Regions from separate parts of the Homo sapiens genome. Here regions 2, 3, 4, 5 and 6 are each linked to region 1. The links are chromatin loops, found by intact Hi-C in ENCODE. Cell type or tissue: ovary. All regions are shown on one strand.

What was found. A loop is a pair of places that touch in the nucleus more often than their neighbours do. Peaks named below come from ENCODE experiments on the same cell type or tissue, not always from the same donor. Only the 100,000 strongest peaks of a DNase experiment are listed, where the experiment ranks them.
Region 2: it touches region 1 in a loop (2.4-fold over the local background); 34 of 110 quality-filtered maps call a loop at or near these places.
Region 3: a loop joins it to region 1, with 4 times the contacts of the local background. A loop is called at or near these places in 66 of 110 quality-filtered maps.
Region 4: a loop joins it to region 1, with 4 times the contacts of the local background. A loop is called at or near these places in 97 of 110 quality-filtered maps.
Region 5: a loop joins it to region 1, with 4 times the contacts of the local background. A loop is called at or near these places in 96 of 110 quality-filtered maps.
Region 6: a loop joins it to region 1, with 5 times the contacts of the local background. A loop is called at or near these places in 69 of 110 quality-filtered maps.

The regions. Positions count from the first base shown.
Region 1 is chr2:217,711,694-217,715,693 of GRCh38, forward strand. The region is part of intron 2 of DIRC3 (disrupted in renal carcinoma 3); the gene reads right to left. Among named protein-coding and RNA genes, the nearest start is that of DIRC3, 77 kb to the right of the region's middle. RefSeq lists an enhancer at 2,032-2,081. In ovary, a CTCF peak has its summit at 1,980 (motif pointing left); DNase peaks (open chromatin) are centred at 1,988 and 2,748; H3K27ac peaks cover 862 bases.
Region 2 is chr2:216,517,260-216,521,259 of GRCh38, forward strand. LOC101928156 (a long non-coding RNA gene) reads left to right here and starts at 1,875. Exons shown (of 3, transcript XR_923872.3): 1 at 1,875-2,131; 2 at 3,455-3,515. In ovary, a CTCF peak has its summit at 2,065 (motif pointing right); a DNase peak (open chromatin) is centred at 2,106.
Region 3 is chr2:217,515,367-217,519,366 of GRCh38, forward strand. The region is part of intron 2 of DIRC3 (disrupted in renal carcinoma 3); the gene reads right to left. Among named protein-coding and RNA genes, the nearest start is that of DIRC3-AS1, 230 kb to the left of the region's middle. In ovary, no CTCF peak of the experiment used is centred here; DNase peaks (open chromatin) are centred at 512 and 2,270; H3K27ac peaks cover 1,684 bases.
Region 4 is chr2:216,680,148-216,684,147 of GRCh38, forward strand. The region is part of intron 1 of IGFBP5 (insulin like growth factor binding protein 5); the gene reads right to left. It overlaps LOC124900515 (a long non-coding RNA gene), which reads right to left. Exons shown (of 2, transcript XR_007088080.1): 2 at 1,092-4,000. Among named protein-coding and RNA genes, the nearest start is that of IGFBP-AS1, 12 kb to the right of the region's middle. In ovary, a CTCF peak has its summit at 2,456 (motif pointing right); a DNase peak (open chromatin) is centred at 2,507; H3K27ac peaks cover 2,586 bases.
Region 5 is chr2:216,697,108-216,701,107 of GRCh38, forward strand. All of the region lies in intron 1 of IGFBP-AS1 (IGFBP5 antisense RNA 1), which reads left to right. Among named protein-coding and RNA genes, the nearest start is that of IGFBP5, 3.6 kb to the left of the region's middle. RefSeq lists a silencer at 1,819-1,898. In ovary, a CTCF peak has its summit at 1,927; no DNase peak of the experiment used is centred here; H3K27ac peaks cover 3,759 bases.
Region 6 is chr2:217,521,475-217,525,474 of GRCh38, forward strand. All of the region lies in intron 2 of DIRC3 (disrupted in renal carcinoma 3), which reads right to left. Among named protein-coding and RNA genes, the nearest start is that of DIRC3-AS1, 240 kb to the left of the region's middle. In ovary, no CTCF peak of the experiment used is centred here; a DNase peak (open chromatin) is centred at 1,967.

The sequences.
Region 1 (4,000 bases):
GACACTATGACCAGGAGTCAGGAAACCTGGGTTCTTGTTCTAGGCCAGTCACCAACCAGCTCTGGGGCCTTGAGTAAATCACTAGCCTTTGCCGGGTCTCTACTTTCTCATCTCAGGAATACACCACCAGCCCTTGCTACTCTGCAGAACTTCGTAGAAGAACATGTAAGAGTATGGATGTGGAAATCATAGCCAACTTCCTACTTGGTGGGATACCTGGAGAAGACTCAGAGATGGCAGATAGATAGATAGATAGATAGATAGATAGATAGATAGATAGATAGATAGATAGAAAGAAAAACAGATCATCTCCCAGATTTCTGGGAACAGTACAGATGGCAGATGTTCTTCCTCAGTTTACTCATGAGCATAGTCTTACTTTTAAGGCGGTATGCCTAATTTCTTGTGAGATAATAAAGATGATAATTCAGTCAGGGAGATGGATAGAGCCTAGAGGAGGAATTAAGGGTGTGCACTTAGCCATCACTACTCTACCTCTGTTGAGCTGTGCCATCTTGGACTAGTTACACAGTTTCTCTGGGCCTCAATGTCATCATCTGTAAAATGAGATTATTAAGAGTTGTACCCAGTTGTGGGTACATAGTACCTAGCACATGCTCAGTGCTCAATGAATGGTGGTTGATGATGTCAAAAAGGAATTCTGACTTTCAGGCTCTGTCTATGTTGCTCTGTCCTTCCACTCCTCCCCATCCCACACATCCAAAGTATATCTTGTAATTGTGACCCTGGGTGTGCCTTGAAGGGTTTGGCTCTTTCTTTTTCCTATGCACTCCTCCTGGAAAACAGCAGACCTGCTGAGGCAACCAGCACAGAAACAGAGCTCGTGCCGACTCCCAACTGCCGGGGATACAAAGGGCTGCTAGGGAGATGGAGCAGGAAGCACAGCCCTGGAAGAGTGCACTGTCCCCCCAGCATCCGACAACCGGCCTCTCAGTGTGGAGCTCTGTGGGGCACAGTTGACGACTGTCACTCACATCCACTGACACCACCGTCTATGCCATTTGTCAGCAAGCAGAATGTCCTCATGTGGTTTGACCTGACTCTCTCAAGTCCTGGGGAACAAGGTTGCACCCTCCACATGAAAACAACCAGCTCAATGCACAGAGTCTGGTCAGATTCACAGCTGGAGTTTGCATCTGTCACCCACCACCCTGCAAGGTTCTATTCTTCAATTCGACCAAATAACTTGTAACTGGGGACACAGCCCAAACATGGAACCAGGAAAGGTCAAGGTTCCAAGCTACCTTCGAGATCATCTGATCCAATAACTTCATTGTTCTGGTAGGAAAAGCAAATCCCAGCGAGGGGACTTACCAGAGATCATACAGTTGGCCAGGGAGTGGCTCAAGGATCTAGGAGTAGCAGAGGCATCTTCACCCCCCCTCACCTGGGAGAAAACAGAACCACAAAGAGGGGGAGGTCGGCTGGTGGAGGGGACTGACACCGGTTGCATTTCAGGGGCTTCGCAAGGGGTAGAATGAGCACTGGACTGAGGGTTAGAAGACCAGGGTCCCCCACGTGTCTCTGCCTCGAATCAGCTGGGCCCCCGTGAGCTGTCACTTCCCCTCTCTTTGGGTCTCAATTCTCTCTTATAAAACGGAGCATCCCATCCACCTCTAAGAATGGGTTCAAGGAGCAGATGAAAATGTGTTTTGAAAATCCTGAGGCTCTACATATGTACAACCAAATTCTGCCCATCTACACAGCCACTTTTAGCTGTTGTCCCCAAGGCCTGGAAGCAGGCAGAGGGGAGAGTTAGGTAAGCTCTCTGAGCACATCCAAGGCTGGAGGGCTTCCCTCAGCAAAGGGGGCCCAGAGCACCAGGCTAAATCCATGTCATTCAAGCAGCGCTCAGGTTGTGTCTAAGCAGCTTTGATTTTAAAAGATTAGGAGGGCCGCAGGGTGGAAAGAAAAGTTGATGAGGCAACAAAGTCCTGCCCGCAGTACCACACTGCCCTCTGCAGGGTGTCTGTGAGAAGGCACCTCGGCTGGCCAGGTCAGGTTAATTCCGACTGCCCAGGGTCACAGATCCATTCCCGTGCCTCCACGCAGTGCAAGCCCTCTCCAAGTAGAAACAGGGATTGGGGGGGTGCTGCAACCACCCTCAGTAATCTGCTCTGTCTTCAAACAGCGCAGGCCTTTCTTGGTGTCTGGCCCGAATCTTCCTCTTGTCCTGACACCAACCATCTTCCAACCTGCCCTCCGAGGAGCCTGCCTTAGCGTCTCTTGCTTGTGACTCTAAAGCCAGGATTTAGAAGGTTCTAGAAAACAGAACAGCCCTGGCTCCTGCCCACCTCATTGTACCCTCTTTTCTCCAGAATAAGGTGGTTTCTCCATACCCTGGACATATTTTGGTCCTTGGAGAAAGCCCCCACACTGAAGGAGACGTGTCTTGCCTGAATCAACAGACAAGCCAGCGTCCTGCAGGTCTCAGTGATGAACCAAAAAGTCTGTGACTTTCACGAACATCAGACCCAATCTCCACAAATGATCTGGGATTGCGGGGGACATCCAGGGCCCAGAGCCTGCCCCCACGGCAACAAGGAATGTCCTCCAAGGCCCTCATGGCACCAGACCTTCCCCCTTCTCCATCCTCTCCCTGGCTGTGTGGTTCAGAGTGGGGCACTCTGCAGCTGGCTGACCAGCCTCCAGGCATGGGCTCAGGCCATGCTCCCTGTGTGCCCTGTGCAGACCCGGGGAGACGCTGCAGCCGGCCTGGCCATGTGACACGGGTGATTCACACACGCAGACGCCCAGACCAGTTTCTCCTTTCTTCCTCTCCCAGGCCATTACAAAAGGCACAGTCTCAGCACAGTGCTGCATTGTTCCCAGGGTCAGCAGAGGCTGGAAGCTGAGGGGAATTAGGAAGACAGGGAGTTGAGCAGCGTAGAGTGGTTTTCCATGCAGCATATGCACCTCGTGCAAGCCAAGCCCACTTCCTGTCTTGGCTCCAGCTCTGGAGCTCAAGTTTATATCTCCCTCCTTCAGAACCAACTTCGGTTTGGGTTGTTGGCTTCTTTAATTTTCCACTCTCCGCACGTGTGCATTTCTTTGAAAAATATGCACGTGCTGTGTCTTTTTTCTTCTCCAGCACACATCATTCTTTAGAGACTATAATATAAATTCGGAGTCCAGCAGCCTTTGTCTTTAAGAGCATGCTTTCTCCTTTGTCTTCTGCTCTCTACCCCCAACAAGACACTAAGCATAGACAGGTTGGTGGATGTGATCAGAGGTACACGTGGGCAAGGCCAGGACTTGGGGGTGCAACATGAGTGAATGGAAGAGAGAGGAGGCTGGTCAGCAATGGTGGCAGGGGGTGGGGGGTGAAGAAATTTGGCCATGAATGGGGCAGTCAAGGATTTGGGAAATTATTCCAATTTTCCTATTCTTTAATTATGAAAATCTTCGACTCTGGGTAGGTGAAAATAATTTCCTGGTAAATAAACACTTGGAATCAGAAGGGCTTTTGGCAGCCCAGTGGTCCCATTCTGATCATCTGAGAGGTAGTCCTTCCTCTACAGCAGGCCCATGGCCAGCAGGACAATCTGTCCCACGGCTGAGCAGCTCAACTCATTAGAAGGAGCTTTGAATATCAGGTCAAAATGTGTCCCCCAAGTGGTAGGTTGTAAAAATGGTCACCCTTTTTCACTCCTCCTTGTATCCATGCCCTTAACATGTGACTTTGCAGGACTGATCTATGACTTGCTTTGATCAAATGTAATGTCATGCCATTACTGAACTTAGACTTCAAGAGACCTCACGTACTTCTGCTCTCTCACTCTGAACCCTGTCACTGGCATGAGAACAAGATCAGTATAGTCTGCTACAGGATGAACTAACACATGGAGGAGAACTCTGTCATCCCAGCTTAGGCCTTCCTAAGCTTAGACTCTTACTCTCTCAAGTCCTGGGGACAACCCACAGCCAGCATGACAGCTGACTGCAGATGCATGTATGAACCCCAGCTGAGATCAGCCAA
Region 2 (4,000 bases), 1.2 Mb before region 1:
AAATTATCAGATACAAAAGCAAAACTTCAGTGATAATATATCATTAAAGTATATTTCATTGACTAAGACTTTATCAGGTGTTTCTTAAATTACAGTGTTTAGGTCTCTGGCCTCATTTTCAGGGTCTTCAAGAATTTTTTTCCTTTAAAAAGGAAAACTGGCATAGGAGGACAGTATTAAATACACCATCGTAAACACTGGACTTTGTAGTTGAGTAGACCAATGAAGACATGAACTGACGAGGGAAGCTAAGTGAGAGCCCAGACCCTGGCAAGTGGGTCAAAAGGTTACACTGATGGAGGGAGACACCCTGACAGCACTGCCACAGGGCAGAGCCAATGGGATGCTCAGTGGAAGCATAACTTGGAAACTTGGAGGGGAGCCAGGAGGAGAGGCATTCCTTTCTGTCAAGTGGGCACTCTTAAGGTGCATGCCTCACCTTCACACCTTCACACATGAAATGATGTAATTTGTTAAGGGTGAAGACCAATATTATAGGGGTGATTGGCTCTTCTCTTTCCTGATGTTCTTCTGAAAGTCTTTTGCACACTTCTCCCCAAAATAACTATTCTTTCAACTCAAGGCTGTTCTGCTTATATGCTTCTCTTCTTTGGTCTCTAAGTCATGATTAGCATTGGGAGGGCTTTATCAGGAATACCTAACACATGCACCTTGCTGTGAGCCAGGCTGCATTCCAAGGACTTGAACTATATAAACTCATTTAATCCTCATGACAGCTCTGCCCTGGGTATTGTGGGACCGTATTTTACAAAGCTCTTAATGACTTGACCCCTGCTTGCCTTGCCAGCTGCATCTATTGTCAGGTCCTGTTTCCACTCTAAGCACCAGCAGTACTGAACTTCTTTGAGTTACTTGAACAAACCATGCCTGAATACTGTAGCTAGTATTTATCGTACTCTTTCTGTTGGCAAGTGTGTCTCCCCCTGCACTGTCTCCCCTTCTCTTTTCCTCAAACTCATGGATTAATATTATTGTTTCCCCCATTTTACAGATGAGGAAAAGAAGCTTAGATAAGTTAAATGTCATGTCTAGATTATACACTTCAGAGAGGGATAATAATGTGGGGAAAGGATGAGCTTTGGACCTAGAAGTTATGTTATCCAACTTCAGCTCTGCCATTTACTCGCTTAAACCTCAGAGAGGACAGGTGTGGTGGCTCACGCCTGTAATCCCAGCAATTTGGGAGGCTGAGGCAGGGGGATCACAAGGTCAGGAGTTCGAGACCAGCCTGATCAACATGGTGAAACCCCGTCTCTACTAAAAATACAAAAATTAGCTGGGCGTGGTGGTGCGTGCCTGTAATCCCAGCTACTCAGGAAGCTGAGGCAGGAGAATCGCTTGAACCCGGGAGGCAGAGTTTGCAGTGAGCCGATACCACGCCATTGCACTCCAGCCTGGACAACAGAGCAAGACTCTGTCTCAAAAACAAACAAAAAACCTCAGAGAGTATAAGAAACAGATGCAGAGTGGCATATTGCGACAGATTTTGGTGATTGGGAGGGCCAACCCAGGCATGAGACAAAGGGATAAAATTAAGGGAAGAACAACAGAATGGAAAGGAAAGAATGTTTTCTCTTTTGTCTTTTACTTTATTTATTTATTTATTTATTTATTTATTTATTTATTTATTTATTTATTTTTTGAGACAGAGCCTTGCTCTGTTTCCCAGGCTGGAGTGAAGCGGTGTGATCATGGCTCACCACAGCCTCAACTTCCTGGGCTCAAACGATCCTCCTGCCTCAGCCCTCCTGAGTAGCTGAGACAATAGGCATATACCACCACACTCGGCTGTTTTATAATTTTTTATTTTTTAGTAGAGACAAGGTCTTACTCTTTCCCAGTCTGGTCTCGAATTCCTGATCTCAGGTGATCCTCCACCTTGGTCCCTGAAAGTGTTGGGATTATGGGCATGAGCCACTTTGCCCAGCCTGGAAAGAATGTTTTTGAAAGATGATGTTAATAAAGAACAAACAGGATTCCACTGATTAAATTAGGACATGTGCACATTCTGTGCCCCAAACAGGAGTATGAGTGTGTCACTTTCTATATAGGAAAATGAGTGCAGAGAATGGACAGCAGAGGGAGCCCTTGATGAGTTTTGACCATCAAGGTAAGAAGACGGAGGGAGTGACATTTTCCCTGGTGCTCTCAGACCATGAGCTTATTTCTCCCCACTCTATCTTTACTTCTTTACAATAATGGTTGTATATTATTTCCTAACAGAAGTGGCCATGATGTGCTAGCAATTATGCCTGTCCTCACAATTCTCTGTGAGCGTGCTGCTCTATTCCTTCCTCTTCACAATATGAAGAAAGTAAGGCTCAGAGAACTGCCCCAAGTTGAGTTACACAACTGGTACATAATTGAGTCAGGATTCCAATTCTTAGGGCTCTGGGATTCTAAGTGAATCCTCATGCCAAAGTCACTGTTCTGTGCCCTCACATCTATGGTCGTTTTCCCCCCTCTGCAAATGCAAAGGGGGTTAGAAAGACACTCTCAGAGTAACATAGTAGGTTCATTTTAGCAGGGACATTTCAGAAACACAATGTATTAACTCAAGGGAGGTACCCCACACCCAGCAGGCTTGTGGGAAAAGAAATGTGGAGGCTGGTGGCAATGGCAGTATCCAGGATGTGGATATGGGGGCTTTAAAATACCCCCATAATTTCCATTTACCACCACCCCTACCTGGTCTCTTATAAAAAACTGACATTATCTGAATTTTATGTCAAAAGCTTTGCAAATACAGCTTCAAAACCCTTCCTGGCTGCCACCTCCCAACCTTCCCTAAGCTCCACTGTGGCTGGCCTTTCCTGGCAGCACTCAGCCTCCCTCTGGTGAGTGATGGTGGGTTGGGCCAGGCTGTATGTGCTTAGAGACCCTCAAATTGAAGGAGCTCCAATTCCACATCCATAGTTGCCACAAAATAAAGACTCCTGTCTTCTCTCCTTTTTCTGGGACCCCCACTGCGTAGCTCGGCATGGGTCCAAGTCTTCAGGGGGGGCTCAGCAAAGACTTGGTGACAGGCTGATTGATGGATTCTCGCCTTGCCTGCCCTCTCGCCCACTCCTGCAGGCTCTGGCCCTGGTCCACTGTCCAGCTGCCTAAGGGGTCTGCTTTTCTTTGTTGAGTCAGCACCAATGAGTCAGGGCCAAAATCAGCTGCAGGGAGTGGGGAGTACTGCAGGAAATTGTGGGGTTGGAGTAAGAATTTAGTGGCCCTAAAGGAAGGTATAGCCAGGAGCATCTGAAGGGATGGCACTGGGGGAGGTGGTCAGAGGAGGACCCTCTCTGACCTGCTGATGTTGTTGACCATTGGCTCTTGATGGAGCACTTTCCTGTAGTAAAACACAAGAGCTTACTCAAGTCATTGCCTAGGGCCCTAAAAAAAACCCCAGTCTTGTGTCTTTTGTGCTTCAACTCTACTCTTCTAGAGATGCCAAAATGGAACCAAATCTCCATGAACTCTGCTAATGGAAGACGAGGAAAAGGCAGGTAAGTGAAATTCTCAGATACATCCCAACAGCAGTTCAACACTGTCCTTTTGCTGGAGCTGCTGAGTTTTCATCCTCAGTGGCTGATGGCATCGGCTGCCCTCCTTCTGTATTTGCTCATCCACAGGTTGTACACACTAGTAGTGTGGACAGGAGGAGAGTTGGATATTGCTGGAAGGTAGGTAAAGCTGGGCTCATGATGTGGCTCTATACTCAGATTTGCAGGCCATGGTCCCAGGGAATTTTGTTCATTTTATCCTACTAAGCCTCACAACAGGAGCCCGTCAGCCCCCTAAGACAGGAGCAAGGAACAATAATGGTCCCAGGAATGGAAGTCCTACGCCTTTTATAGAACAGCATTGGTGGAACACACCCAGGCTTCCCATATCCTGTGCCCAGGTAGACCACGCAACAAAGACCATGCAGCCAACAGACCCTCATGCGTCCTTCCATATTATTGCCCTTCTTTTGGTAGACAGAGGCCCA
Region 3 (4,000 bases), 200 kb before region 1:
CCAGCCAAAGACTCAATACTTCTGGAAAGATTAAGGTCACATTTGTTTCAAGAGTGTCCAGTACAACAAAGACCTTCCACAGGGAGTAGTAACTATTCCTGATAGGGAACCTCCAAACTGCAATAGGCTTTACCCTTTTTTATCTTTCCTCTTTCTTCGTGCCTCAAGTCAGATCATAGCAAGAAGAAACCTTGGAAAATCCCCTCTTCTCCTCCACACCTCCCAGAGATGCCCAAAAAGCAGTTTAATGCTTTTTCGTAGACTTAGAAAACAGTTCTGTTCTTCCCTGGGCTCAGAGAAGCCTCCCATTTTGGAGCTCTTATCTTCAAAACCTTGCCAGGGACAGGCACTGGTGATTCACAATGGTACTTAATGTGATTTAGACTTATAAATCAAGAGACCGCCTAAGAGTAAATTCCAGGGAGCCTTAGGCCAGACTCAGGGTCCCTGTGTGTAAACAATCAAGTCTAACCCCCTTGGCTGGCAGGCTCTCCTGTCTCAGGGGACAGGAGGTAGGACCGCCTCTTGTACAAGTCTTAACATCGTCCATGACCTCAGTCTGCTTCTAGTGGGACTTTGGGAGACCATCCTCTCAAACTTGAGCCATTTCAACCCAATTTCTCCTCCGTGATCCAAGGAGAAATAAGGCCTGCCATCTCTGCTGGGGGATCTTTCTGGCACCAGCTAGATGGATCCCTGGCACTTTGACTCACAATTCCTCCCCTTACACAAGACAGCAGTTCCTGAGGCCTGCATATTCCAGGCATGAAATTGACAAGAGCAATTCAGCTTTCATATGGGAGCATATGAGGTCAGCTCAGCTTTTGGCCTCTGCAAGGAGGGATGTAGAAAGTCTCCCCACAGGAATATCTGGTGGCATCCTGACACCAAGCCTCCTTTTATGTTTTCAAAATTTTTTAAAGTTTTATTTTGTTTTTAATTGACATATAATAGTCATATATATTTATGGGGTACAGTATGTTTTGATACATGTATACATTGTGTAATGATAAAATCAGAGTAATTAGCATATCTGTCACCTCAAAGACTTATCAAAGTTTCAGGATACAAAGTCAACACACAAAAATCAACAGTGTTTCTAAACCCCAACAGCAAACTATCCAAAAAAAAAATTAAGAAAACAATCTTATTTGCAACAGCTACCAAAAAAAAGAGTAGGAATAAATTTAACCCAGGAAGTGAAAGACCTCTACAATGAAACTATAAAATATTGATGAAAAAAAAGGACACGGCCAGGCACGGTGGCTCACGCCTGTAATCCCAGCACTTTGGGAGGCCGAGGCGGGCGGATCATGAGGTCAGGAGATCAAGATCATCCTGGCTAACACAGTGAAAACCTGTATCTACTAAAAATACAAAAAAATTAGCCAGGCGTGATGGCAGGCACCTGCAGTCCCAGCTACTCAGGAGGCTGAGGCAGGAGAATGGCATGAACCCGGGAGGTGGAGCTTGCAGTGAGCTGAGATTGCGCCACTGCACTCCAGCCTGGGCGACAGAGCGAGGCTCCATCTCCAAAAAAAAAAAAAAAGAAAAAGAAAAAAAGGACACAAATAAATAGAAAGATATCCTGTGTTCATGCATTGGAAAAATTAATAGGGTTAAAATGTCTGTACTACTCAAAGCGAGCTACAAATTCAATTCACTCCCTATCAAAATACCAATGATTTCTTCATAGAAATAGAAAAAAAAATCCTAAGATTAGTGTGGAACCACAAAAGACCCTGGATAGCCAATGTAACCTTAAGCAAAAAGAATAAAGCTGGAGGCATCACACCACTTGACTTCAATATCTACTAAAAAACTATAGAAACCAAACCAGCATGGTACTGGCATAAAAACAGATACAAAGACCAATGGAATAGAATACAGAACCCAGAAATATATCCAGGCATTTACAGCCAACTGATTTTTGACAAAGGCACCAAGAACAAACATTGGGGAAAGAATCATCTCTTTTATTCTAGTAAAACTGAATATCTACATGTAGAAGAATGAAACGAGACCCCTATCTCTCACCACATACAAAAATCAACTCAAAATGGGTTAAAGACTTAAATGTAAGACCCAGTGCTTTTTTAAAACTACTCAGCAAACGCTGGCTGTTCTGAGGGTTCAGGTGGCTTCTTAAATCTCTGTGTTCAAGGGCTCATGACTCATTTATACTTCCTGGAAAGTGTCAGGAACTATTTCCAAATGGGCAACTGGTGAGAGTGAGATGTCAAGGGCAGTGTGGCCTCAGTCTCCTAGCCTGCCCCTCATGGGGCGCCAGATTAGGGTGTCATTGCAGAAACGTATGTTCTTGGAGTTTGGTTTCTTTTTAGCATCCAGCCTCTCTGCAGTGATTGCTGCAACCTCTGAAGGAGCAGTTCTTTCTAGCAAGGACTTTTTAGGAGTTCCGTCTCCCCCATCGAGGTGTTAACCTTAAAATCTCATTTCTTCCCAGCTCCACGCTAACTCAGCGATCAATCTCCTCTTAAATTGAAAAGTGTTGTCTCTGAACTGAAAAGGAATCGAGGTTTATGGAGCCTGGTCTGCTGAGAAGAAATGAGGATGGGATAGCTGCCTTCAATGGCTGAATTCAAAGCTGTCAGGAGATCCAAAGAGCACACAGTCTGCATGGCACTCAGGTGTTAGACAAAGGAGGAAAAGTTAAAGATGGGGGATTTGGGATCAATATAATGAATACAGTTATCAAGCACAACAAAAGGCCAGACATTTTATACACATGGCTATTTTGTTCTCCTGAAACATCTATGAAATGGGGATTAGACTATATCAGGAAACAGGCTGGAAAGGAGGAGGTGCATTGTCAGGCCCCTGCAGCAGTCAGAGCACATATGGTGGATAAGCTAAAGGAAAATTCTGGATTGGATGGGAGAGTGGGTCAGTGATTCTCAACCAGGGGTGGTTTTGTGTCCCAGGGACATATGGCAACATCTGGAGACATGTTTGATTGTTATGAATTGGGGAGTGATACTGTATCTAGTGGGTACAGCCAGGGGTGCAGCTAAACACCCTCACAATGCACAAGACAGCCCCTCACAATAAAAAGTCCAACAGGCCCAAAATGTCAACAGTACTGAGGTTGAGAAACCATGCATTAAATGATCTTAAGATATCTTCAAACTCCAGAACTAAATTAGGGGCCTTAATTTTTCCTCTGCATAGATGGGATTCCATTTAGCCATCCAGTGTTTCTCAAAGTAGAGCAGGGAGAGGACAAGGATGTCAAAACTATCTCACTGGGACCCTTTTAAAACACTTAGTCTCTAGCCAAAGAAGACCCAAAAAGCTATAAAAGAAGCCCAAAAAGCAAACAAGTCCCCAAAAGCCTTTGGCCTCAAAGAAATGACATAAATTTTTCCTCTATTTCCTAAAGACTTCGCCATTAAATGTTCTGAATATAAATCTGCACCCCTGGGGAAACCAAGTTAGCTAAAGATTCACAAGGACTTGGTGGGAATATAGGAGATTCCAGAGAACTCAAAAGGAGAGGATGAAATGGATGAAATCTGCCAATTCAGTGAAAATCATTTTGATGAATGCCCAATTGGTACAAAAGCTAATTCCCTGAAAAGTCAATTTACTGAAAGCTAATGCCCAGGGAGTCAGTTCTTAGAAAGATCAATTTGCCAAATGACCAGTACACTCACATTACCAAATTCATATGTCATAATGTTTAATGAAAATATTTATCCACTTGATGCTCTGCATTGAATGAAAATCTTTTTGGAGCATTCTAATTTTTTACTGGAAATTTTCTTCTACCTAATTCTGATTTCTATCTTGAGTCTAGAATTAAATTTTAACTTATATTTAAAATTAATGTTATTTACAATTCTGCTTTATTTGAGTGCTTTTAAAGTTAATTTATTTTAGTTTCAAAGTTTATTGAAAATTTACTTTGCAGAAATTTGCTTTCTTCAGTTTATAGAAAGGATTGAAAAGAAAAGATAAAACCAAGGCCGGGAAGGGGTGT
Region 4 (4,000 bases), 1.0 Mb before region 1:
GCCAGGATGCCTCACAGTGGGACCAGATGCAGGGGTGAGTGGAGGTGGGGGGCCCTGTCTTCATTGCCTCCCTCTTTTTTCAAATACTGGAAAGAGAAAATAGAGCTTTGAGTGACCTTAAATAACTGAAATGAGGTGAAAGAAAATTCTGTTCTCCATCTACTCCATGATCACTGGGATGTCCAGGAACAGTGACCGCCAGACATCTGGGATGGGGAACAGAAGAAGTGGGTAGAATTCCAGGAAGTGGGGGTGGGGTGCAAGGAAAGAGAAGCTTTTTTGAGAAGACGCTGTTTTATGCCTCTGGGCAGGTATAGAACCTGACTTCTGAGCTTGCAGCCCTGGGCAAGTTCCAGGTGTGAGTTAGGAAAGGCATTTGGACACCTGGCCTAACCTGGGCAGGATGGCAGGTGGCAGGAAGCACCCAAGCATCTGTTTCTCTCTTGGCTCAGGATTTGTCAAGTCTAATGAAATAGGTATCTGGTCTTTAAGGCCTTGGCAGAGAAGGTCCCTGCCCTAAAGAAGCCTCCAAAGGTTCGCAGCGTTCCTGGTGGTGAGTTGCTTTGGGTATTTATTCACAGGAAAGGAAGGGACGTAATTACTGGAGAGGAAGATGATGACTTGGGGAAAGCAAATAGCAAGGTGGTGGGTGGGCTCTCCCTAAATAAAATTCAACCTGAGAATCCTGGTACCCCTTCTGGACTCTCACCCCCTCTTCCCAGTCATGTCTTGATGTCCCAGTACCTCGATTCTGCTCTATCAGACCCTGCTGTGACGACTCATCAATAGGGTGACATCTCTGGTAGGTGGAATGCAGGATTCTAGGGATTAGTTAAAAGGGTCATGTTCTGGGGTAAATTGACTTTTCTTGGTTGTAGCGCAAGTGAGATTGGCAGGAGGAAGGGAGAAGCATGGCTGGTTTGGGGACTTTGTACAAATTGAAAGGCTGGGGCTCCGTTATCTAGTAACACAGGCCTCACGCCAAGGCTCAGATCTTGGAGAAGAGGGAGTAGGGAGAGGGAGTGCTAACCATTGCACAGAAGGGCTTTTGGGCACGTCTTATGGAGGGACTGGAGCCGTGCCACTCAACCTCAGCATCACCACGCATTTTAATCCTCAAAAAGTAGTTGACTACTGTAGGGGGAGGGGCAGACAGGATATGGTGGCTACTGAAAGCCTGGAGGGGGTTCAGATTGGAGAAGCCTGGACCCCTTCCTCAATCAAGATTGTAACTGGATAAAGTGAGGGCAGGTGGGGGAGTGGGCTGGCTGCTGACCAGCGCATGCGTCTATGCGTCTCCTTCAGTGGGCTGCCCCAGCCTGGCCTGGAGAGCCAACACATTGTCACCTCTTCAAGGGGAGACAGCCTGGGAAGCTGGCTTCTCTCCTGTGGCTGGTGTAGCAGTTCCTGGAATCCTTTCCGTAGGCCATTTAGTCCATCCCCCTGTGTCCAAGCAGAAATAAGCATCTATCTCTCTAGTTCTTAAGGACATCTGAAATGGGGGTGCCATTCCATCCTCCTCTGGCTACCTGTTGGGGGAGGCTCTGTCCATTTGGTCAGAGGGTGCCCTTTTCCAGCTGTCATTTTAGCTTATTCTCTCTTTGGCCTTGGGGGACACAGAAGCATGGTGGCCCACAGCCTTCCCTCAACAGCTCTTCTCAAGACCTTTCACCTTTTGGGACTTTTTCTAAGAAGTGCTGTGGGCTGTCCTTAACCTTGAGTCACCCTTTCTGGGAGGGGGATGGGGCTGTTGACAACGGTTTGATAAACCTTGGGGTAAATTTATTTTGACCTCTCTTACTCTTTTCTTTGAAAGTGTTCAAGTACTGCCCCGGGGCCAAGCAACCATGATACTGGCATACAAAATGTAGATTCTTGTATCTCTCTTCATTTAAGGAACTCAAAATGCTTTTGCAAACTCTCTCCTTTTCCCAGCCTCCCCAAGGCAAGTCTCCTGAGGGCACACCTTCCCCAGCTTTGCAAGCTTTTTGGCTGCTTCTGAAGAGCAGGCTTAACATTTTGATGTGCCTCCTGGTTTCTGGTGCCACTTAACCCCATGGGACCTATTCCTTAGGCAGCAGCAGAGTCCAGTGTCGAAGATACTAATCAGGGTCTTGTGGTCACCTGTAGGCTCCAGAGAGACAGCGGAAACTTGGAGGGGAGCCAGGGCAGAGCCATGGAGATTAAAGGGCTGGAAAGTAAGACTGGAGCTGAGTGCCAGAAGCAGCCAGCCCGACTCAGCTGCTCTGTGGCTGAGTCATAAATAGGCTTTCAATTGTGGAAGGCTTTGCGTTTTAGATAAAACAAGAAGGAACAAGTAGACTGGCTACTCTGGAGCTATTTCATCAAGAGAAAATGAACTGAGGTTGCAGAAGGGATCTAGGCAGGATACCCGGGAGGACTTCCTGGTGAAGATTGTTCTGCACGTGAACAGCAAAAGAACTCAACAGTCTGCTCTGGAACCTGTTTGACAAACAGGTCAATATCTCCATGTGGCCAGCAGAGGGCGTGGGAGACTGACACCCACACAGCATGGGCACACTTCTAGGGACTGGAAGCGTTTTTTGTTTTTTTTTTTTGAGACAGAGTCTCCTTCTGTCGCCCAGGCTGGAGTGCAGTGGCGCGATCTCGGCTCACTGTAAGCTCCGCCTCCTGGGTTTACGCCATTCTCCTGCCTCATCCTCCCGAGTAGCTGGGACTACAGGCGCCCGCCACCATGCCCGGCTAATTTTTTGTATTTTTAGTAGAGATGGGGTTTCACCGTGTTAGCCAGGATGGTCTCGATCTCCTGACCTCGTGATCCGCCCGCCTTGGCCTCCCAAAGAGCTGGGATTACAGGCGTGAGCCACCAAGCCCGGCCTGGAAGTGTTTTTAAAATCTGGAATTTGGAATTGAGAGCGGTGGCTCATATCTCTAATCCCAGCACTTTGGGAGGCCAAGGTGAGTGGATTGCCTGAGCCCAGGAGTTCGAGACCAGCCTGGACAACATAGTGAAACCCCGTCTCTACAAAAAAAACACAAAAATTAGCTGGGCATAGAGGCGTGCGCCTCTAGTCTGAGAAACTCAGGAGGCTGAGACCGGAGGATTGCTTGAGCCCGGAAGGTGGGAGGTTGGAGGTAGGAGGTTGGAGATTGGAGGTTGAGGCTGAGGCTGAGGTGAGCCATGATTGCTCCACTTTGATAGCTCCACTGCACTCTAGCCTGGGGGACAGAGTGAGACCCTGTCTCAAAGAAAAAATAAATCTGGAATTTGGGTGCCTCCCTCTCCTACTTCTGCAATAATCATTCAAATAAATCCCTTCCTTCTGTTTGTGTGTCTGCAGGATATATTTAAAGAGTCAGGGAGACAAACAAGCGAGGCCCGGAGAGAACCCATGTGTGGGAGAGTGAAGGCAGGTGAGGGAGAGGGGAACAGGGCTTGTTTGTGCATGGCATTCTGCTGTTTCTGTAACCTCCAACTGGAAAATGATCCAGGAAGGAAGAGAGACATATTCCAGACTTCCCCGCCCATGAGATGCTGTTCTGAGAGGTTTTTGCAGAGGATGGGAAATGTGGAATGCTCAGCATCCATTTCTCCTGCTGGGATCTATGGAGGCCAGACCTTACCTTCATAACCCTATTCAATGACTAAGGGAGGGGATGATGATAATATTATCTGGATACAGTATTTACCTTTGGGGTGGGATCTAAATCTCTGGCTTCTATATAATACCTCCAGTCCTTCCCACTGGCTCTCCAATGCCTCTGGCCCCTGCCACATTTGGGTGGCCAACTCAGTCCTCTTTCATTCATAAGGAGTTCCCCATACACCCCAGTGCAGCAGCATCCACAGAGGCACACACAGTACATCAGCCTCTCCCCATGGTAACATGAACACGTGTTTGAGGATTGCACCATCCTCTATGTCCTGGCAAACACAGAGAGTGTCATGATGCAAGCCCAGCTGCTACAGACCCAGAGGCATCTTAGGGTGAGAAATACTCCATGCTGCACAATTGCA
Region 5 (4,000 bases), 1.0 Mb before region 1:
ATTGCCAAAGGGGGTTTAGCCACGTGGTGGCTGGGAGAGGGAGGAGCATTGTGTGTAATGATTAAAACAAAAAATAGCAGCAAGGCTCATCTTAATTTCTTCTTTTCTCAGTCTGAGGGCTTGGTAAGGTAGGAACAAATCAATATTCAAAACTTTGGTGGAAATATTTTAGAAGTGAGGGAAATCATGTGTTATTTTGTCATTTGTGTCAAGTTCAGACTACAAGAGTGGCAGCAGAATGTGTGCAGTATGTTCTCTTCCCTGCTCCTATTTCTTTCTGCACACCCTTAGCAGCTCAGCCTGCCTCAGGCACACTGGTAGCTTTTAAGATGATTGGGGGAAATTGTGGTACTCCTTCCAAAGAAACATGAGTTGCCTCGTTCCAGTCACCCTGTATTCTGAGAGAGATGGCCTCTAGTGACACCTCTTTTTGTGTAGCCGACTTCCAATGGCTGGATAATACAATATGTGAAGACAGGTAAAAGGAGGGGGGATCATTCACAGAAAAGATAAAAAGGGTAGAGAGAAGGGGGGAGGAGAATGTGGTGGGAGCCGGACCCTGGGGCAGAGCAGTACAGGGGCCATGGAGAGAGGTTACTCTGCAAGACTGTAAATGTTAAGCAGCTATTCTTTTTTTTTTTTTTTAATACTTTAAGTTCTAGGGTACATGTGCACAATGTGCAGGTTTGTTACATATGTATACATGTGCTGTGTTGGTGTGCTAAGCAGCCATTCTTTATCTCCACTTAGAAATGGGCTTAGGTTATAAGGGATTCAGACACTGGAGCTGTTGTCCAAGAGACCCTGGGATAGGCTTCCCGAGAGGGCATGAGAGAAAGAAGAATTCTCAGTAGCCTGGGATTGTCTATAGTAATTTCATCCAAAGATGGAGGACTGGCCAGATGGGTGTTGTTTCTGAGTCCATAATTAACATATGACAATGGAGTGGGAAGGTGTTGGTGTTGTTACTGCAGGATACGGGATTATGGAGGATGCCTATGAGCCTTACTTGATTCCATTTTCCCCTTCCCTCCATTCTGGAGGTCTAGATCTGTTCACAATCACCTTTAGAAAATTGCTTGTAGAAAAAAAAAATAGTTTGCATCAACCAGGGTAATTGGGAGGGGATCATTAATTCCTGCCAGATACAAATGTTCCCTTCCTAGAGACCCCCCTGTGCTGCCGGCTTGCTTTCGCTGTCATGGGCTTCCCAACTCTGGCATAGACTAGCTTCTATACCTGTCAACTGCATCTTTTTCGGGGAAGTAGTATTTAAATATCAACCACTTGTGTCCCGTTTCCCCGGAGATCACTCCTCCTCTTTCCTTTAAAAGATTAACTGCTTATCAAAGCCAGCTTTCAAGAAATGCAGCGGAGTGAAAGATTTATGATCTTTTATCTGGATAACTTTTCAAAGGATAGATAGTGTTTTTATTTTATAAAGCTTCGGATGCCTTGCCTGTGGTCATTTCCTGTGAGTTTCTAAGTGATTTTCAAGGATGATGCCTGATAACACAGTTTGGGAAAGCTAGACTTTTTAGTAGGACACAAAGTATTGTGGATTCTACTGGTTAGAATGGAAAAATGTTAGCTAAGGATCTTGTCTTCATTCTCTTTTCTGTGTCACTCTCACCACTCTCAGACAGGCTTATTTATATAATTTATTCAATTTTTAAAGACCTCATGACATTGACTTCAGTCTCTCCCAGAGGCCAACACACATCAAGAATACTAATGCTGCGGCCATGTTGTCCTGGTCCCAAACTAAGGTACAGTGATGTTCAATAAAGAAAGTGCCCCCTTGTTCAGGTCCTTCCCTAGCTCTGGGAGGTTCAGCAAGACTGAAGTCTGTGTTAAAGAGCAGCATGAGGCAACTTTGTTGTAGTGATATTGCTGAAGGCTAGGTGGCAGGATAGATACATCATTAGAAACACGCCTCCTTTCACGAAGGGAAAGAAGCAGATACTGGTAGAGGTGTTTAACAATGGGGATGGGGCAACGGGAGAAGAAAAAGCATGGATGGAAGGACAGGTACGGACACCCTGTGGGTCCACTTATAGGCCACCCCAGCATCGGCACTGCACTGTTGCCCCAATAGCACCAGGCCAGCCTGAGGTGCAAAACCCTCTGTGTCCCACCAGATGCTGTGTTCATGATTACTTTTCTTTGGAGAAAAGGTATGGCCAGGGTAGGAACTTGATGACTTTGGGTTCATCAAAGGGTGTCCTAAACCTTCTCTGAGGAATAATCAGAAGTGATCTTCAGCCACAATTCATAAAAATTCCCCCTGTTAAATTAAAAAAAGGTAATTATGGCACATTTCAAACATTCAAAGAACAGAAGATAATAGAGCATGTGCCCTCCACTCCCTACACTTATTTGACACATGTTCACTTTTTGCCGTTGTTGTTGAAGATTTTTATTTTTTTTTATTTTTGAGATGGAGTCTTGCTCTGTCTCCCAGGCTGGAGTGCAGTGGCACGGTCTTGGTTCACTGCTACCTCCACCTCCCAGGTTCAAGCGATTCTTCTGCCTCAACATCCCTAGTAGTTGGGACTACAGGTGCGCACCACTGTGCTTGGCTAATTTTTGTATTTTTAGTACAGACAGGGTTTCACCATGTTGGCCAGGCTGGTCTTGAAATCCTGACCTTGTGATCCACCCACCTTGGCCCCCCAAAGTGCTGGGATTACAGTCATGAGCCACCGCGCCCAGCTGAAGATTTTGTTAAAAGAGAAGTAGAGTGGGACAGATAACAGCTCACCTCCCATGCATGCCATCCCCGCATCCTCTTCCCTGGACAGAGGTAGTCAGTGTCCTGAAATAGCTCTGTATCCTTTCTGCACAATATTTTTCTAGGTTTTATGTGTAGTTTCTCATAGAACAGAATTATAGTGATTTTTGAGGGTAAAACCATGTGCTACTTTAGAGTTAATTTTGTAGTGGTGCTTGCAGTGGTGGCAATTTAACTAGAGTCTAAATTGACCCTGAGGCTGGCTGTTAAAGGAGCCGGAGCCAGCTGTGACGCAGAGTGATTTATATCCCGATGTGAGCCGCATATAAGTTAATAGCTGCACGAATTGATGTTAAGGAGGCTTCTGGAGCAGTTCCAGACAGATAGGGCAGAGCAGGGCAGGCTCCATAAATACTGTTTCTGGTTGGAGCCCTTCTGTCTTCTTGGATCATGGGATCTGGCATGTTCCTACAATGGACCGCTCAGAAGCTGTTTCAATTTTGGAAAATGAGATTAACCAGGAAAAGTGATCTGTTGTGACTTAGAGACAGTGTTGGTAGCACCAGATCTAGGTGGGAGAGAGATAGGGTAGGTAGAAAAAATGGAATCACATGGAAAAAGAGGAGAGAGAGAGAGAGAGTGTTAACTACTTGAAGCAGGTTTAATATGATTCATATGAACCGTGAAAAGGCCAAGTAAAATCACAGTGCATGGTTAGCAACTGAGATTTCACACAGTTTGGGAGGGAGAAGTGGTAAGAGCTAGCTTACCACTGTTAGTGCAGAGGGTAAATTTGTGTAAATTAGGAAAAGATGACCTTCCTCAAGATACTTTACTTCTATTCATCAGAATATTGTTATAAAATACAGATTCTGTTAGGACAGGAAACTTTACTGCCTCTTCCAGGAAATTGTCATAATGAATGTACCTGTCTGTGTCTGCTCTGTGAATAGCACCACTTAAACGGGGTTCTTGCTGTGTCGTACACAATCTGCACAGCTCTATGCAATGGCCCTGGTTGGAAGAGCTAAACTTCATATCTAAACTAGCAGGAAACACTGCTTTTCTACTAGTGTGGAAAGCATGGGTCCAGTGACGTGATTTGATCCGTTACTGGGGCTAAGGGATAGTCCTGAAACATTTAAAGCAGCTGCCTCTGGCCGTGTTCCCAGCTGGGTCAATCTAAACCCCTATGCCCTTCTTTCCTTAGAGAAATCAAGCTTTTCCATGCCTCCACACCTGTGCACAAACTCTTCATTCTGACAG
Region 6 (4,000 bases), 190 kb before region 1:
CAAACGTTATCTCCTGTACTCTTGAACAACTCTATGAGTAGACAACTTACAAATGTATAGCCCCCAGTCTAGACTCTTCTATGTCTGTTGCTTTCCAACATTGTTTTAGTCTGTTTTCTGTGGCTTGTAACAGAATACCTAAAACTGGGTTACACATAAAGAAAAGGAATGTATTTCTTACAGTTATGAAGGCTGAAAAGTACAAAGTCAAGGGTTCATATCTGGTGAGAGCCTTCTTGATGGTGGGGACTCTATACAGAGTCCCAGGGTGGCACAGGGCATCATGTGGTGAGGGGGGGCTGAGCTCAGATCTCTGTCCTGCTTATAAAGCCACCAGTCCCATTCTCATGATAAACCTCTAATCCATTAACCCATGAATGGGTTAATCTATTCTTAGGAGCAGAGCTCTCATGACCCAATCACTTCTTAAAAGCTCCACCTCTCAATATTGCCACACTGGGGATTATGTTTCAACATCAGTTTTGGAGGAAACGAATATTCAAACCATAGCAAACGTCCAGTTGGCAAATGAGAGTTGATTCCTGTGCAATGTCTTTTCCCAAAGGTAGCTTTCTCTGGCCTTCCAGTTACAGGATCCTGCAGCATCACAGATGCTCTGCTTCATGTAATGTTTGATTTAGCACATAGCAGATTATACAAATCATAAAACCATGGACAACTTTTACTTGCCATTGTATCTTAAGTACCTACCATAAAATATGTAAAAAGAGAGCTCAAATAACATTTGTTGACGCAAAATTAATGAATAATTTAACTTTCTACAGTATTGTTGTCTTTCTTTTGAAGCTAATAAAACTGAAGCAAAGAGAGATTAAATGACGACTCCAAGGACACACAGCTAGTAAGTGCTAGATCCAGGATTTAAACCCCAACCACTGACGATGGCTCCACTGTGCCATCTTAACATTAATTGACACCCCTCTTAGGCACTGTACTGGTTGCCTCTTAACATTTAACCCATTTTATTCTCTCAAGGGTCTTATGAAAGTGTTCATGTCATACAATTTAGAGATGAGAAATCAGGCCCAGAGAAAACCAAAAACAGAGCTAGAAACTGCTGGAAATGCAGTTTGAACCCAAATTGTCTGACTCCAATTTTCTTTTCAATATATAGAGGCAGTATTATATAATGTATATTAATTAATATATAATGTTAGTAATAATATCATTACTATATAACATATGTCTATACAGTCCACAAATTATTTTAAAACTTATCACCACACCTCACACCCACCAAAAACTCTGTTAGACAGGAAGAGTTACTTTTTTTCATCAGTAGGAAAGCTAAAGTTCTGAGAAATTAAATGCCCTGTTCAAATTCACAGGGCTGGTCAGTGGCAAATCTTAGAGATTTTTTATCCCATGCTGTCCTACATGTTAACCACCTGCCACACACTAAAATTTTAATGAATTAAAATTAAATAAAATGTAAGAGTCAGTTCCTGTTGATTCAACAGTTGCATTTCAAATGCTCAATAGCCACTGTGGCTAGTGGGTACCATATTGGAGAGTATAGGACATTTCTGTCACTGCAGAAAGTTCTATAGAACAGCACTGAATTCTTGCTACTACAGGGCAACAGCAGAAGCATCACCTGGGAGCTTATTAGAAATGCAGAATCTTTGGCCCCACCCCAGACCCATGGAATCACAACCTGCACTTTAGCCAGATCCATGGAAGATTTGTGTGCATATTAAAGCACTGACTTAACCACTCCACCTTAATTTTGCAGATGAGAAACTAAAATCCAAAGAGATGAACCAACTCAGCTAAAGTCACATCCAGGGTTAGGGGTGAAGCTGGGGCCAGAAGTCGGGACTCCGGCCTCTGCTACTCCGCCTGTGAGGAGGCACCAAGCCAGAGGGGCCTTGGTGGCGCCTGGCAATGGAACAGGGAGAGTGCTGATGGCTCCCTCCCTGCAGAAGCAGATAAGAGAGCAGTGGTGCTTGCCCAAAGAGGAGGATGATGCCGGTGTCCGGCAAGTCTAAGAGGCCTGGGAAGGGAGGGAAGCTGGCTTTGGTCCCTCCCACCTCCCATCCAAGCTGAGAAGCAACAATAGAGAGCTGCCAGGCTAAGGGGGACAGGGTCCACTGACAGGCCAGGACTGTAGCCAAGAGAGTGTTGATTACGAAGTTCTCTCTGCCACAATGAGGGTGAGGGAGACTTCAGTCTGAATCCCTTTGGTGGGCTGCGTCCAGCTGCTCTTCTGTCCTGGGCTGCTACCCAATCTTCCCACTGCATCACCATGAAGAGGATGCCTTCAGCCAAATGAGAACCCAAACTGTCTCCATTTCAATGCTTTCAATTTAGTTAATTTAAAAAGAAGAAAGAAACAATACGCCCTTAGCATATATCAGGATCTGAAATTCTCAATCCACTTGCTACTGACACAGAATTTTAACTCATATAATGGTTTTAAAACATTCCCACAAATTCTTTGACAGTCCTCTATTGAGAGGTAGGGTCCACCTCCCCACCCCTTAAATAGGAGCAGGCTTATAATATTTTGTTCAATAGTGCATAGCAGAATGAGGCTAGGCGATGACTAAAGCTAGGTTCTAAAGAGCTTTGCAATTCCACCTTGTTCACTGGGACACTCACTCCTGGAGCAGCAGGTATCCATGTAAGAATTCCCAGTATGCCATGACCATGATGCCAAAGAGGCTGCAAGTACATGCTCCAGATGACACCATCCTAACCATGGCACCAGATATATGAGTAAAGAAATCGGCCGGGTGCGGTGGCTCACACCTGTAATCCCAGCACTTTGGGAGGCCGAGGAGGGTGGATCACAAGGACAGGAGATCAAGACCATCCTGACTAACACGGTGAAACGCTGTCTCTACTAAAAAAAAAATACAAAAAAATTAGCTGGGCGTGGTGGTGGGTGCCTGTAGTCCCAGCTACTTGGGAGGCTGAGGCAGGAGAATGGGGTGAACCCAGGAGGTGGAGCTTGCAGTGAGCAGAGATTGAGCCACTGCACTCCAGCCTGGGCGACTGAGTGAGACTGTGTCTCACAAAAAAAAAAAAAAGAGAAATCACTGCATGTTCTCACTCATAAGTGGGAGTTGAACAATGAGAACACATGGATACAGGGAGGGGAACAACACACACCAGGGCCTGTCGGGGGTTGGGGGCAGGGGGAGGGAGAGCATTAGGACAAATACCTAATGCATGCAGGGTTTAAAACCTAGATGACAGGTTGATAGGTGCAGCAAACCACCATGGCACATGTATACCTATGTAACAAATCTGCACATTCTGCACATGTATCCCAGAACTTAAAGTAAAATTTAAAAAAAGATTTTTTTATAAATGTTAACATAGAAATTATAAAAGACAAAGCCCAATTTTCTGATTAAATTCTTCCAGAAAAAAAAAAAAAAAAGAAGTCACCTTGGAAGTGGATCCTCCAGCTCCAGCGATTCCAACTTCCCACGCTTTGAGTCATCGAAGCTGAGGACCAGCACATTGTGGAGCAGAGAATGACTCCACTGAGCCCATTCTGAATTTCTAACCCTCAGAATTTGAAGGTCATGATAAAAATGGTTGGCATTCTACACCACTATGTTTTGGGGTGATTTTGCAGCAATAAATAAGAAGACAGGATATAAGAGAGGTATATTGCGCTACGAAATGGGTGGGTTCTCAAGAGAAAGGTCTCTCTCCAACCGTCAGGTTAAAAGCAAGTTTCTTAGAGCTGGTATGCTCAGATTTGCATTCCAGATCTGCTTCTCAGTGATTCTCCGCACTTGGGTGGGTTGCTTAACCTCTCTAGCTGCTTCTGCAAAATGGGATTCTTGTGGTGATGATTAAATGGGAGAATGCTCCCTTCAGGGAGTGGATCACAATGAAAAACAGTACCTGTATGTGCCATCGGCTTTGCAGTTCTCAATGCATGGCCATGAACACAGAGTGTTTATAAAAATGTGTTTTGATGAAATAATGGCTAAGTGGTCTGGATTTTGGAGATTAG